2 separate regions of the Homo sapiens genome follow, and region 2 is linked to region 1. Evidence: chromatin contacts called from ENCODE Hi-C or POLR2A ChIA-PET data. All regions are on one chromosome and are shown on one strand. The core of a region is the stretch at or near the end of the contact, and the rest is flanking DNA. Distances in the headings are between cores, read along the strand shown.

Evidence for each region. A loop is a pair of places that touch in the nucleus more often than their neighbours do. ChIA-PET counts read pairs that join two places held with the same protein, here RNA polymerase II (POLR2A). Pooled maps may share reads with other maps.
Region 2: a loop to region 1 is called in a pooled map, with 11 times the contacts of the local background. The contact joins two enhancer-like sites. A Hi-C loop is called at or near these places in 10 of 50 pooled maps. POLR2A ChIA-PET finds 5 or more read pairs at or near these places in 2 of 52 experiments (activated CD4-positive, alpha-beta memory T cell and activated T-cell).

The regions. Positions count from the first base shown.
Region 1 is chr7:28,204,969-28,212,077 of GRCh38, forward strand. The region is part of intron 2 of JAZF1-AS1 (JAZF1 antisense RNA 1); the gene reads left to right. Among named protein-coding and RNA genes, the nearest start is that of JAZF1, 28 kb to the left of the region's middle. RefSeq lists an enhancer at 2,883-2,962. Within about 2 kb of position 2,828, at least 5 of the 41 ENCODE cell types and tissues checked have a DNase peak (open chromatin) inside an H3K27ac peak, as active enhancers do.
Region 2 is chr7:28,288,937-28,296,045 of GRCh38, forward strand. No RefSeq gene overlaps it. Among named protein-coding and RNA genes, the nearest start is that of JAZF1, 110 kb to the left of the region's middle. RefSeq lists enhancers at 1,870-2,837, 2,838-3,805, 3,806-4,771 and a silencer at 2,634-2,928. Within about 2 kb of position 4,117, at least 2 of the 41 ENCODE cell types and tissues checked have a DNase peak (open chromatin) inside an H3K27ac peak, as active enhancers do.

The sequences.
Region 1 (7,109 bases), core at 1,578-4,077:
ATTTATATGTCTGGTACCTCCTCTAGACTGAGAACTCCTGAGAGCAGCCCGGCACACAGTAGGCACAACAGCAGTGTTTGTCGAATGAAAGAAGAATAGAATAGAAGTAAGAAGAGATTTATAAGGGAATTGGAGCTGAGATATGAGCAGCGGGGACAACAGAGATAAGAAATGGGAGAAGAGGGTGCAACATTTGAAGAATAAAAATTATGTGGGGAACATAATACAGCAAAAGGCAGTACAGTGAAATTGTTAAGTTGTTGCTCTCTGAAGCCAGACTACCTGACTTTCAATCCCAGCTCTACTACATACTAGCTCTGTAATCTTGGGCAAGTTATTTAATTGCCCTTGGCCTCAGTTTTCTCATCCATGACAGGGAGTTAGAGTTATTATGACTGGTTAAATGAGTCTACATGAATAGACTACTTGCAACACTGTCTAGCACACGGTAATTGTTTCATATGTATTGTTTGATATCATTATTAGTATTACTCAGGTTCTATTCAACCAGGTTTGTTTTTTCATAAATTTGAAGTCATTTGGACTCTAAGAGGATGGGACATCAGCCAAGCTGGTAGCAGCCAGGATGGCCCATTGTCCCCTTTAGCCTGGGACTGAGAGGTTTCCCTGGAGATGAGATTTTCATTGCTAAAACTGGGGAAAGTTTTGGGGAAACTGGGATGAGTTGGTCACCCTAGTGGCTGTCACCTCTAACTCCTGAAGGCTTAATTTAATTGTAGGCTTATTCCTAGCTCAGGAGAGGTCAATTCCTTGGAGGCCCAGAAGAGGCGACAGTGAAGCATTCAGGTTGTGATGTGTCTGAGCCCCATGAGGCAAGGAGTGTGCAATTTAAGGCAGTAAGGCATACATGATTTGATTTATGGCAACGTTCTAAGAACAGAGGAAAGGATCCGTCACTACCCACCTTCATAAGTGCACCAAGTTGCTCAAACACTTTATGTTTTTGAGAGTTTTCAGAGGAGGGGAAAAAGGGGAAATAATTGCTTTAATTAAATTTTATAGATAATTCAGATGACCTAAATATTATTGGACCATGTGAATGCATACACCAAAAAAGCCTTCCTCCACTCCTGTCATCTAGCCAGCCAGCTCTCTACACACAGAAACATCCTTCCAAGAGTTCTTTAGCCACATGCAAGAAAATACCAATATATATTCTTATTTTTACCTTGTTTCTGGCATTAGAGACCTTAAAGGTGGCTGCAAGCATTCTGATCACTACAGAGGCTATGCTTTAAGAAACATGCAGCCCAGAGTCAAGATCTAAAAGACTATTCCCCTTCTGAGTCCACTGACAAATTGAGGATTGGGACCTACAGAATTAAAGACAAGCCCCTAAGAGGCAGTGACTACATCAAGGCCCAGCTACCTGGCTGGCTACCTTCATAGAGGTCTCCTTTATCTCTTTACTCTCTTGCCTCCATAGAAGAACTGCAGTTTTTTACATATTCATTGTCAAGATTCACAACCACTTTTACATAGAATTGTTGGTGGTCATTTCATTTTTATTTCCTTTGTCATATTGCCCATTCAGGATGCTTGACACCTCTCTCCCCCTACGCCTACAAGTTAACCTCATGATCCCCTTTATCTCAGTTTCTAACTGGTGGTTTTTGTTTTGTCGACTAATTCTACCTTTAGGTACTTGAAACTCCTACCCCAAAAGTTATGTGGGATGGGGGAAAGATGCTGTAGGTGTGGGCTGGTTCACTCCAACATTTTGTCCAACCTCTGCCTTTGCCCTCGCGTGCCATTGCCCCACCCCTCTCTGCTTGCCATTCTTACGTCCTCTCTCTTTTTCTGTGTTTACTTCCTTCTCATATCTCAAACCTTCCACCTGAGTTCACTTACATTCTGACTGCTGTACCTTTAGAATTTCTTTGAATAAGGGACATCTAGTATTAAGTTGTGTTTTTCCTTTACAAATGTCTTTATTGCCTTCATTACTGAAAGTTATTGTCACTGAGAAATATATACAACTCTGCATTGGTAGCTATTATCTTTCAGAATAATGAAAATATCATTTCTGTTAAATGTATTTTAGACCTTATCACTTTACAGTCCAGGCATCTTAAGCTGTCTTCCATTTTTTCCCATCTTTTTTTTCGCCTCTTAGTGTATTCTGGATACATTTTTTTTTTCAGAGAGCGTCTCTGTTGCCCATTCTAGAGTGCATTGGCATGATCACGGCTCACTGCAACCTCGATCTCCCTGGCTTCAGTAATCCTCCCACTTCAGCCTCCCAAATAGCTGGACTATAGGCATGTGCCACCACACTAAGCTAATTTTTTTTTTTTTTAGTAGAGACTAGGTCTTGCTATGTTGCCTAGGCTGGTCTTGAACCCCTGAGCTCAAGTGATTCTCCCGCCTTGGCTTCCCAAAATGCTGTGATTACACTGAACCCATGGATACATTTTTCTGTATCTAATGCTACTGTTAAGCCCATCTATTGAGTTTTTAATTTGAGTTATTGTTTTCATTCCTAGACATTCTAGACATTTCTAAACATTTAGTTCTTTTTCAACTATGCTAGATCACCTTTTATATTTTCTATATCTGCAGAAATTTTTTCAAGCTTGTGTCTAATAATTCCAATACTTCAATTATTTGTGGGTCTGTTTCTACTTTCTATTGTTCCTGTTCTTGCTCATGATGCCTCATTTCCTGTGGTTGGTTATTTTTGGCTGTGTGCTTCTCATCACCTTAGAAAAGTTGTATGTGGGGGTTCTTTGAGGTCAAGGATAAAGGTGCCTCCTCTGTAGAGAATTTGTTTTTGTAGTTGCCGCATAAAAACTGTACTATTTAGCCTGGGATCACTTTAAATTCATGGCTTGAGGTTCTTGTGGACCACCCAGATGATGTAAATTTTAGGTAAAAATTTTTGTTAGAGCTAATTTGTAGTTAAAAAAAAAAAAAAATCTCAGGATGGGGATTTCCCTCTTGTTCAGCTCAGCATAAAGGCAACTTCCTTTGCATTCCCCTGGAGATGGTGTTGGTGTTGGTTATATTTCTGGTCTTGGGGTACCTTGAGTGCTTTGATTTATTTCCCTTCACCCCAACAAGTAGAATTTTGAAGTTGCTGGGACTGACAAATGATCTCAGGATAAAGATGGCTGCTGTGATCACTTATCTCTCTGGGTTCTCACTTTTGTTCAGATATCTTTTGTTATTTGTTGGATCTCCCTTGTCTTAAGGGCTAATTTAAAAATATTTTAGCCAGCATTTTAAATTGCTTTCAGTGGGAGGGTTGGTATGAATAACCTAGCTTGCCATTACCAAAAATAGCAGTACAATTTTTTAACAGCTGCATAATTTTCTATTGTATGCATATACCAGTGTTATTTAACCACTCTCCTATGATGGATATTTATGTTGTTTTTATGTTTTGTATTATAAATAATAGTGCAGCGAAAATTCTTCATCCACCATGTATGCATCACATATATATTACACACACACACACACACAGACACACACACACGCACACACAGGCACACACACATCTTTCTGTATGGTAAGTGTTGAGAAGTAGATTTCAGGATCAGATTTTATTATACATTTTTCTTTTGTTTTTTACTTTTGAGAGCTATTAACAAGCTACACTCCAACATACTAGCAATGTAGGAGAGCTTCACCACAGCCTCGAATTTGGGGGAAGGCAGATAGTTCTTAAAGCTATGTTCTCAAATGCATGCCATCTTGGCTTGTCTAGAAATTGTGGCCACGAGATTGTGATCAAGGTGGGGACCTTCCTGGGTAGGACCACAGCTGCTTTCAAAACCTACCATAAGATGAGTATTAATTGAGGGCTCAATCATATCCTCAAGCCCCATAGTATCTGGACTTAAAAAAAATATAGTAAGCCCATTAAGGTTATTGACCAAGTTGGAATTTAATACCAATGCTGGTCTTTCAAAGATACAGTGCAGAGAGACCTGAATGGCCTCTGAATTAGTGGGCTAGGGAACTACTTCTCCAAGAATGAAGTTGTCCACATAGCTCTGAAAGTTTTCTAGAAATTTTAGTCATGGAATAAGCTTTGTCTATTTTTAAAATGTGTGGATATTATTATTGATAAAGGCTCTAATCCAGGCAAAAGGAATAATTCTTAATCAATACCTACTGTAGGAGCTAAATTATATCACCCCCAGATTCTTTTTCTTTCTTTCTTTTTTTTTTTCTTTTGAGACAGAATTTTGCTCTTGTCCTCCAGGCTGGAATGCAGTGGCGAGATCTCAGCTCACTGCAACTTCCACCTCCCAGGTTCAAGCAATTCTCCTGTCTCAGCCTCCTGAGTAGCTGGAATTATAGGCACCCACCACCACACCTGGCTAATTTTTATATTTTTAGTAGAGACGGGGTTTCGCCATGTTGGCCAGGCTGGTCTTGATCTCCTGACCTCAGGTGATCTGCCTGCCTCAGGCTACCAAAGTGTTGGGTTTACAGGCATGAGCCTAATCCCCAATATCTCAGAAAGTGACTGTGTTCAGAGATAGTCTTTAAAGAGGTAATTCAGGTTAAATGAGGTTTCTGGAATGGGGCCTAATCCAATGTGACTGCTGTCCTTCTAAGAGAAGATTAGGACATAGATACACACAGAGGGAAGACCATGTGAAGACACAGGGAGAAGACAGCCGTCTGCAAACCAAGGGGAGAGGCTCCACAATAAATCGACCCTACTGCTAACATGATCTTGGACTTCCAGCCTCCAGATAAATTTCTGTTGTTTAACCCCCCCAGTCTGGGGTATTTGTTATGGCACCCCTGGCAAACAAAGAAAGTTAAGCATGGCTGAGGAATTGTTCATCCTATCTGATGTTAAACTGCCTAAAACTCTGAGTTAAAGAAAATATGGTGAGTGGAAACTTATTTCATAACTTACTTGCCTGCCTCTTCTCTACTTATTTTAATACAGTTCTTAAGGAGTCCATAGAGTGATTTATAGGTTGGTGCAAAAAGAATTACAGTTTTTGCCATTGAAAGCAAAACCAAAAACCACAATTACTTTTGCACCAACCGAATAATTTTGAGATGAATGAAAAAAATTTTTTTGAGACTTTCAGAACTGTGATATTTCATTATCCTTGCATTTTATGAAAGTAGTATGATATTAAATGACATGATGGACACATGACAACTAGAACTTTTTGAGTATGATTTTAAGATAGACAGGGCAGGACTTAATACTTCTCTGGGCACTGTGCTCCCTCATCATGGAAAGCAGAGTCCAGGTTGACCCTTGGTCCCTAGCACAGGTACACATTCAATACAAACCCCACACTGTACGACTGGCCATTTGAGTGGGATGGATTACACATGCTTCTTTTGAGGGAGGTGATCTGGGACCTGAATCCTTTCTCTAAAGGATTACTTAGAGACCAGCTCCTACACCTGTTAAGCTAAGATTTTGAACTTCTCACTGTGTCTCTTTCAGTAGATGAGGGTGGAATTTGGCCCAGAAGGCAGTGTCAGGAAGTGCATGCTGGGATGGTCCACAGAATACCTGTTTACCAGTGAGTTGAAGGGCTGCCCCTTTGGGCACAATTTGCAAACTGTTGACATATGTTTATGAATATAGAAAAATAAAATCTTTGCTTAATAAACTTATCTTTTATTTTACAGACTGCTTTTAAGAAAATATTTTGCCTTTTTTTGAAGACAATTTTTAAAAATCTTCATTTCATATTCTTCTGGCCAAAGGAATTTACTTTTGTTAAGCATGGGGAAAAAGCTCAGTGCTTGGGGGTCTTTCTCTTTCTATATTTTGAATTTAATGGCTTTCTGAGTCATATTCTGTTGGCATGTACTATAGATATCCATTCAAATTACTGAAGACCTGGGTGAAAATAATTTCTTGGTACACATGCCTAATTGTCATACCCATATTTCCCTAGAGCATATCACTGTTCTGAAACCATTAAGTGATTGTGCAAACTTAAATATAAAAGACAAACTTGAATAATAACAATCTTAAAAAAATTAAGATATTTATATTAGTTTTCATGCTGCTAATAAAGATATACTCAAGACTGGGTAATTTATAAAGAAAAGAGGTTTAACTGACTCACAGTTCTGCAGAGCTGGGGAGGCTTCAGGAAACTTACAACCATGGCAGAAGGGGAGGCAAACACATCCTTCTTCACATGGCAGCAGCAAAGAGAAGTGCAGAGTGAAGGCGGGGGAAAGCCCCTTATAAAACCATCACATCTCATGAGAACTCACTATCATGAGAATAGCATGGGGGAAATGCCCTCATGATTCAATTACCTCCCACCAGGTCCTGCCCATGACATGTGGAATTATAGGAACCACAATTCAAGATAAGATTTGTGTGGGGACACAGCCAAACCATATTATTATCAAACTTCAATAACTTTACTAAAAATAAAGAAAACACACCATAGCTAATTCCAAATAATTTGAGATTACTCTCAAACTTCCAATATTTTTTCAGATTATAACATAAACCTGAATTGGAAGTCTATAAAATTATTACAAATTGCAAAAACAATATGTTTTATTTTGAAATAGTTTCAAAATCACAGAAAAGTTGCAGGAACAGTTCAAAGAACTCCTATATGTACATCACTCAGAGATCCCATTCATTTCACTAATTGTCTGAATAATGTCCTTAGGGAAATGATCTAATACAGTGTCATGTGTGGCCTTTGGTTGTCATGCCTCTTCAGTCTCTTTCAATCCAGAACAATTCCATAGTCCTTCCTTGGCTTTCATGACTGTAAAATTTTAAAATCATGGGCAAGTTATTTTAGTAGAATGTTCCTCAATTTAGGGGACTTCAATGTTTCCTCATTATTAGAGCCAGGTTATGCATGCATTTTTGAGGGAATATTACAAAAGCAATCCCAAGTTCTTACATCCTGTCAGTTGGCACATGATTTCAATCTGGTGATGTTACATTTGATGTTATACTTGAGTAAGGTGGTTTCTGCCAGGTTACTTTACTAGAAAGTTATTCTTTTTCCTTTATAATGAATGTCTTTTGTGGAAACATACTTTGAGACTATGTAAATATTTCATTTGTCTTCTAACTCTTGCCCACAAATGTTAGCATTCATTGATGTTTC
Region 2 (7,109 bases), core at 2,867-5,366, 85 kb after region 1:
AAAACATAAGGGAAAGTGTTTTGTAAACATAACCATAGCTCCTATAGTCTGTCACGATCTCAAGGAACAGCTGAGGAATATATGTCTGGCAGGTGAACAAAAATCAGTGCTTGTAATGATTCTTCCTTCAGGAGTCCCAGGGTCCAGAAATTTGCATATAAAGGAAACTAGTGACTTTGTGATTCAGAATATTTATACCATGAAACAAAAGCTGGTGCTCTGTAGTCAGATAGACTTGGATTCTGGTCCCTACCCAGCCATTTACCAATCGGGTGTCTTTGTGTAAATTGCATAAACGCTCTCAGTCTCAGCTTTCTCTTTGGTTAAATGGAACGAATAACAGTGCCTTACGTGGTCATAGGATTGTCCTTTTACAGTTAAATGAGATAATGCAAAGCCAACCACTTGGTGCTGTGGAATTGCAGCTTGCAGACCACATTTTGAGTGGAAGAGTCTAAATTACATACAGTGACAGGGGCAAGTTACAGTTTGTTATGACCAGCCCAGCAAGCATTTTTCCAGGAATGATTTGGAACAATCCCATCACCTGTGGAACACTCACTTTGGCTCAGAGAGTCAAAAAGAGTCTTTTAACTTTATTCCTTCACAAAACAAATTAAAAATCAGTAGCCACGGATCATTTCCAAGGGGGCCTTTAAACACTTCTTGAAAAAGAGCTTGGCATGGCTTTAGGCAGCTTTATGCAGGTTTTAGCTGCATTTTAACCTATAAAAACCAACTTATGAATCTATGAAAACCACAGTCAAATTAGATACATTTCAAAAATAATTGAGGTCAGAAGTAGCTCTTCTAATTTTCTTGGGCCATTACAGCATTGGATTATGAAAGAAAATTGTGACTGTGAAATTGAGGCCTTCTCGGGGTTTATTCTGAAGACAGCCAAGCTCGATCTTTATGACCATGGCCTCAAAGCAGTTGAAGCTATTCTCTTCTAATATTTAATGTTGTGGTACTTTCTTCAGATCCCCCATTCAGGATTGAGGGGCTCATCCCCTCAACTGCCAAGAGCATGTTCATAGCTGGGTTTGTCCTTGGGAATGGCCCACTAATGGAAGAGAGCAGCCTTGACAAGGTCATGCCCATCCAATGGTGGGGGGAGGGGAGGGCTGGTGGAGAGGGAAGAACTCAACTTCTTGCCTGTATTTGGGACAACACTGAAGGGCTCCAGAGCCCCTCGAGCGATCTGTTGAAACCTTTATTGTAACTGCATCTCTGTTCAGTGTTACTCTCTGTCCAACCTGCCTTCTATAGATACTGTTTGTGTTACTCCCAGTAAACCCCTTACATAGGGAACCTGACCTAAGATACTTCTCTAGGATTACCTTCTGAGACTTCAATAACCTAAGACCAGTGGTCTCAGCTTGGGATAATTTTGGCACCTACGGGACATTAGGTAAAGTCTGGAGACATTTTTGGTTGTCACAAATAGGGCGGCAGTGGGGAGAGGGTGTTACTGGCATCTAGTGGGTAGAGGCCAGGGATACTGCTAAACATTCTACAATGCACAGGACAGCTCTGATATGGTTTGGCTCTGTATCCTCACCCAAATCTCATGTCGATTGTAATTCCCAATGTTGGGGTGGGGACCTGGTGGAAGGTGATTAGATCATGGGGGCAGATTTCCCCTTCCTCTTCCTGTGATAGTGAGTGAGTTCTCATGAGATCTGTTTGTTTAAAGGTGTGTAGCACATCCCCCTTCACTCTCTCTTCCTCCTGCTCCAGCCATGTAAGACTTGCCAGCTTCCCCTTTGCCTTCTGCCATGACTGTAAGATTTCTGGGGCCTCCCCAGCCATGCTTCCTATACAGCTTGTGTAACCATGAGCCCATTAAACCAATTTTCTTTATAAATTACCCAGTCTTAAGTAGTTCTTTACAGCAATGTAAGAATAGATTAATACAAGCCCCCACAACAAAGAACTATCCACCGCACAATGTAATAGAGTAGAGGTTGAGAAACCCTGGATTATATATGTTTTGATCATGGCTCTTTATTTCCAAGTATAAGAGGGAAGATGGAAAATAAGTGTTGTAATTCAAATTATCAAATAGTGCTTAAGGTGAGAAGAAAACCTATGATCATGAGCTCCAGCTTCCCTCCCCCAGCCTCATTTCTTCTTTCCATGTGGCTGTTGACTCCAGATACCAGTTTGCTCTAAAAATGCCCTCTGCAGTAAGGCCCCAGAACTTCTCCTATTGCCAATTACAGCAGACAACACTGGAAAATATGAAGCAGCACTTCTCATTAATAGTGTTTCTTTGCTTCCTTTTTTTTTGTTTGTTTTTAGAGACAGGGTCTTGCTCTGTTGCCCAGGCTGGAGTGCAGTGGTGCAGTCATGGCTCACTGCAGCCTCAAACTCCTGGGCTCAAGTGATCCTCCCACCTCAGCCTCCCAAGTAGCTACGACTAAAGGTGTGTGCCACCATGCCTGACTAATTTTTATTGTTTTTTTTTTTTTTTTTTTTTTGTAGAGACAAGTTTGCCCTATGTTGCCCAGGCTGGGATAGTGTTTTTTAAATGAGGTTTTTCCTCTGTCAATCTGCTTCTGCTACCCCATCCCCCTGGCTTTCCACATCAATAATGACTCTACTCACCTATTGCTTTTTGGGAAGGAATTTTTCATTAACTAAGAAATAGCTGATTTGCTCCTTGACTTAGTGCTGGGAGGTCTCATGCTTTCATGAACTGGAGCTATTTCTTGACCCAAATCAGGCCAGACTGAGTTTGCATTACAAACGTGCCACATTCAGCAAATAGTTGACATTGCAGACTGTGATTTGCCTTTGAAGGCCAATGCTGACTCCCCGAGGAATCAAAGCTTTCACCCCAGTGGGGGCCAGGCAGCTGGTGACTTCTGCATACTCCTCCTCTCCCATTTGTTCAGGAATGAGACACACTTGGGGGCTTAGACTACGGTTCTCTGAATTGTTTTCATTCAGAGGGTGAGGTGGGGGAAAAATATGTGGTGGCAGAAAATAAATGATGAGTCCTTTTTTGCGCATGTCAAGTATGAGATACCTATTAGCCATGAAGTAGAGAAAGTGGGTGAGAGGAAATGAGAGGTCAGGGACAGAGAGAAAATCTGATTGACATTGAACTGCCTGTGGGATAGAAGGAAAACTAGTAGATTGTAGGGTTAAGGACAAAGAGGGGAAAGTATTTTAAGAAGGAGGAGCTGTGTCTAATGCTGAAGAGAAGTTTTAGTAAAGTGAGAACAGAGAAAGAAAGTTAGATTCCCAAACTCAGAAAATTAAATGAGAAAGGAACAGGCAGCTAGGACACCCACTTGGCGATGGTAAGAGTTTGTGCCTTGGCTGCAGTATATTGATTAATAACAGTCTGCTGAAATGGTCTGTAAAGGTAATTTTGAACACCCTCTACCACTGTCCCCTGCCTTCACTTCCCTCATCTCACCCCAAATTGCAAGGCCCTGAGCTTTTCATCATTACAAGAGTGTTTAATGCCCTCACCTAACTAATCAAGAGGATTCCCCCAAGTGAAACAGAAAGGGAGACGTGACAGAACCATGGCCCTGAGTGATTTGTGCTCATGGTCCCTTGAGTTGCCTCCTTTCCACACCATGCCCTCACTACATTGGTTATGGGCAGGGCTGTTAGACATGGCGGAGTGGCAGAGCATTGGTATGAAGCCACTTTACCTCTTTGAGCCTTGGTTTATGTTAAGGGAGAGTTTGGGACTAGAGGATCTTTAAGGCCCCTTCAGGCTCCAATATTGCATAGATCTGAAGTGGTTCCATTTCATTTACCAGCAGTGAAAAGCAGCGTGCATTCAGCTGTTCCGTCAATTTAGTCAAAGCAACACATTTCCCCTTCTTGAATTTACCTTCAACAGAGGGGGAAATGTAGGCGGCATTATTCCCAGCATGTAGAAGCTCTGTCTGAGATTCTTAGTATTGCAGGGTACATTTACTTTTGCTAATGATCCCTGAAGCTGACTGGTTTCAATCGTGTGATTCGAGCAAAGCACAGACACTCTGATTTGCAATAACGATGCCGTGAAATCAATATCGAAAAACCTTGGGCTATATGAAACTGCTGCTACTCAGTGAATCATACTAGGCAATATTTCCTGAAAGATAATGGGTTTCAAAACCAAACATAAATCTTCAGTGACAGGTTGGCTATTTGTCATGTTTTCTGGTGGTGGAATTACAGCAGCTTCAATAAAATCCATTTGGTGGTTGGGTTTTAGATTAATATCTGATACAATCATGGTCTTAGGGCCACAAGAAGTAAAGCTTAGAGGGAGGGAAGCAAGTTTGCAATTATTGTAGGGTTCTAGTACCCCTTGTGCCAAATGTTGGCACAGAAATTGCTCAAAAATTACAAAAAAGCAATACAATGTGGGACTTTGAATACTAAGCACTGTAAAGTGATACTATATTCTTGAAATAGTAAACATGTCTTCCATATGTGGCTAAGTGTGCCCAAGACTGCCAACTGTAATGCAAAGCAAATTGATTTGCAACTGTTTTGTTCTCAACACTTTAACTCCTGGCTTTCCATTTGACTCCTTGACACAAAATAATTAACTCTACATTTTTCTTGACTTAGCAGAAATATTTTCCCCATGACAAGGAAAATGAAATTGATTTTCTGATTAAATGACTTCAGTTAGTCCTTCTGAGTTAATATTGCTTCCCTGTGACCGATGAGTCAGCAACATTTATTGAACCCCCACTGGGCAAAAAGTATTTACAAGGTGTTACATGAATCTATAAGAACAATAACTTTCTGGCCTTCCTAACCCATCCATGTTTGGAATTAAGCAGCTATTTCTGTCTAGATGCCAGGTTGACACCTAATTCTCTCAATATTGTGGAGAAAGGGAAGGTTGTCTTGACAACAGTGTGGAAAAAATCAACTTGAAAAATTTATTTAACCCAAAACTGTAGTCTTAGCAATTGAATGTGGATGCCAGTTCTCTTGGTAATTTAGGCCAGTATCAGGATGGATACCTCTTTTTAAAACAATGAATAAAATGATAGGTAACATAGTCACAGGTTACAAAAACTAGGAAAGTACAAAGGATACACAGTAAAAATCCTCCATCCCATCCCAGTCCCTCAGGTGCCATTCCAGTCCCCATAGGTGTCCACGGTCCCCAGTTTTCTTTTATGTCCTTCCAGAGATATGAAATGCATAAACAAGCAAAAACATAAAGAATATTTGTTTTTTATTTTATTTTAATATGAATAGTGACATACTATATACATGTGCTTTCCAAATAATAATATTTATTGGAGATTCTTTTATAGCAGCACAAAGAGAAATGTTCCTGTTCTTTTTAATGATCCCCTAGTATTCCATTGCATAGATGTACCATGATTTATTTAACTTGTTCTCTATGGTTGGATTTGTTTCCTGCCTTGATTTTTACAAGCAAAGTGCAATGGATAACTTTGCATAAATGTCACCTTTCTTATACACTAGCATAGCGACAGGGGAATAAATTACTAGAATTGAGATCACTGAGTCAAAAGGTATGCAACATGTATTTAGCGGATAAATGGAAAGATGAATGCATGGATGAATGGAGGCTGACTTGATGTAGATGATTTAGTGTCATTTTAATTTACATCTCTCTTATCAAAAGTATACTTGAGGCCGGGTGCCGTGTTCATGCCTGTAATCCCAGCATGTTGGGAAGCCAAGGTAGGCAGGTCACTTGAGGTCAGGAGTTCGAGATCAGCCTGGCCAAAATAGTGAAACCCCATTTCTACTAAAAATACAAAAATTAGTTGGGCGCGATGGCATGCACTGTAATCCCAGCTACTTGGGAGGCTGAGGCAGGAGAATTGCTTGAACCCGGGAGGTGGAGGTTGCAGTGAGCCGAGATCACGCCACTGCACTCCAGCCTAGGCAACAGAGTGAGACTCCATTTCAAGAAAAAAAGTATACTTGAACATTGTGTCATGTTTCATGTCTTCATGGGTGGCAGTTTCCCTAAAAATTACAAATGGAACTATCATATGATCCAGCAATTCCAATTCTGGATATATTCATACATTTTCAATTTTGATAAACACTGACAGGTTGCCCTCCACAGGGGCTGTATTAATTTATTTTTCCACCAACAAGGTATGAGAATGCCTATTTCTTCATATCCACCCTAACATAGCATGTAATAACATAGCATGTTAAAGGTATGTCAGCCATGGTTGGGTGCAGTGGCTCATGCCTAAAATCCCAGCATTTTGGGAGGCTGAGGTGGGTGGATCACCTGAGGTTAGGAGTTCGAGACCAACCTGACCAACAAGATGAAACCCCGTCTGTACTAAAAATACAAAAATTAGCCAGGTGTGGTGGCAGGCACCTGTAGTCGCGGCTACTTGGGAGGCTGAGATGGAAGAATTGCTTGAACCTGGGAGGTGGAGGTTGGAATGAGCCGAGATTGTGCCACTGCACTCCAGCCTGGGCAACAGAGCGAGACTCTGTCTCAAAAAAAAAAAAAAAAAAAGTATGACAGCCTTTTTTGACTTTTGCTAATCTGAAAGTGGAAAATTGTATCTTAATGCTTTCGCAGTGTTGGGAGAAGGCAGATCAGGGGCTGGATCTAGATAGAATCCAGGTCTACTGTCTTCTAGTCCAGAACTCTTCCCTCCAGAGTCTCATACAGAAGTCACAAACAACACACAGTAGGCATGCAACGTATGTTTACTGGATAAATAAAGAGGTGGATGCATGGATGGAGGATGATTTGATGTAGATGGAATGGTTAGTGTCATTTTAACTTATATCTCTCAAGTATACTTGAACATTGTGTCATGTTTCATGTCTTCGTGTATGGCAGTTCCCCTAAAAATTAAAAGTAGAATTACCCTATGATCCAGCCATTCCAATTCTGGGTACATACCCAAAATATTTAAGGCTTATAAAGACTTGAACAACTATTTGTGCACCCATGTTCATAGCACCATTATTTCAATAGCCAAAAGGTGAAGGCAACCCAAGTATTGATCAACGAATGAATGAATAAACAAAATGTATATCCACACAAGGGAATATTATTTCGTCTTAAAAAATGGGAAGTCTGACACATACTATAACATGGATGAGCCTTGAAGACA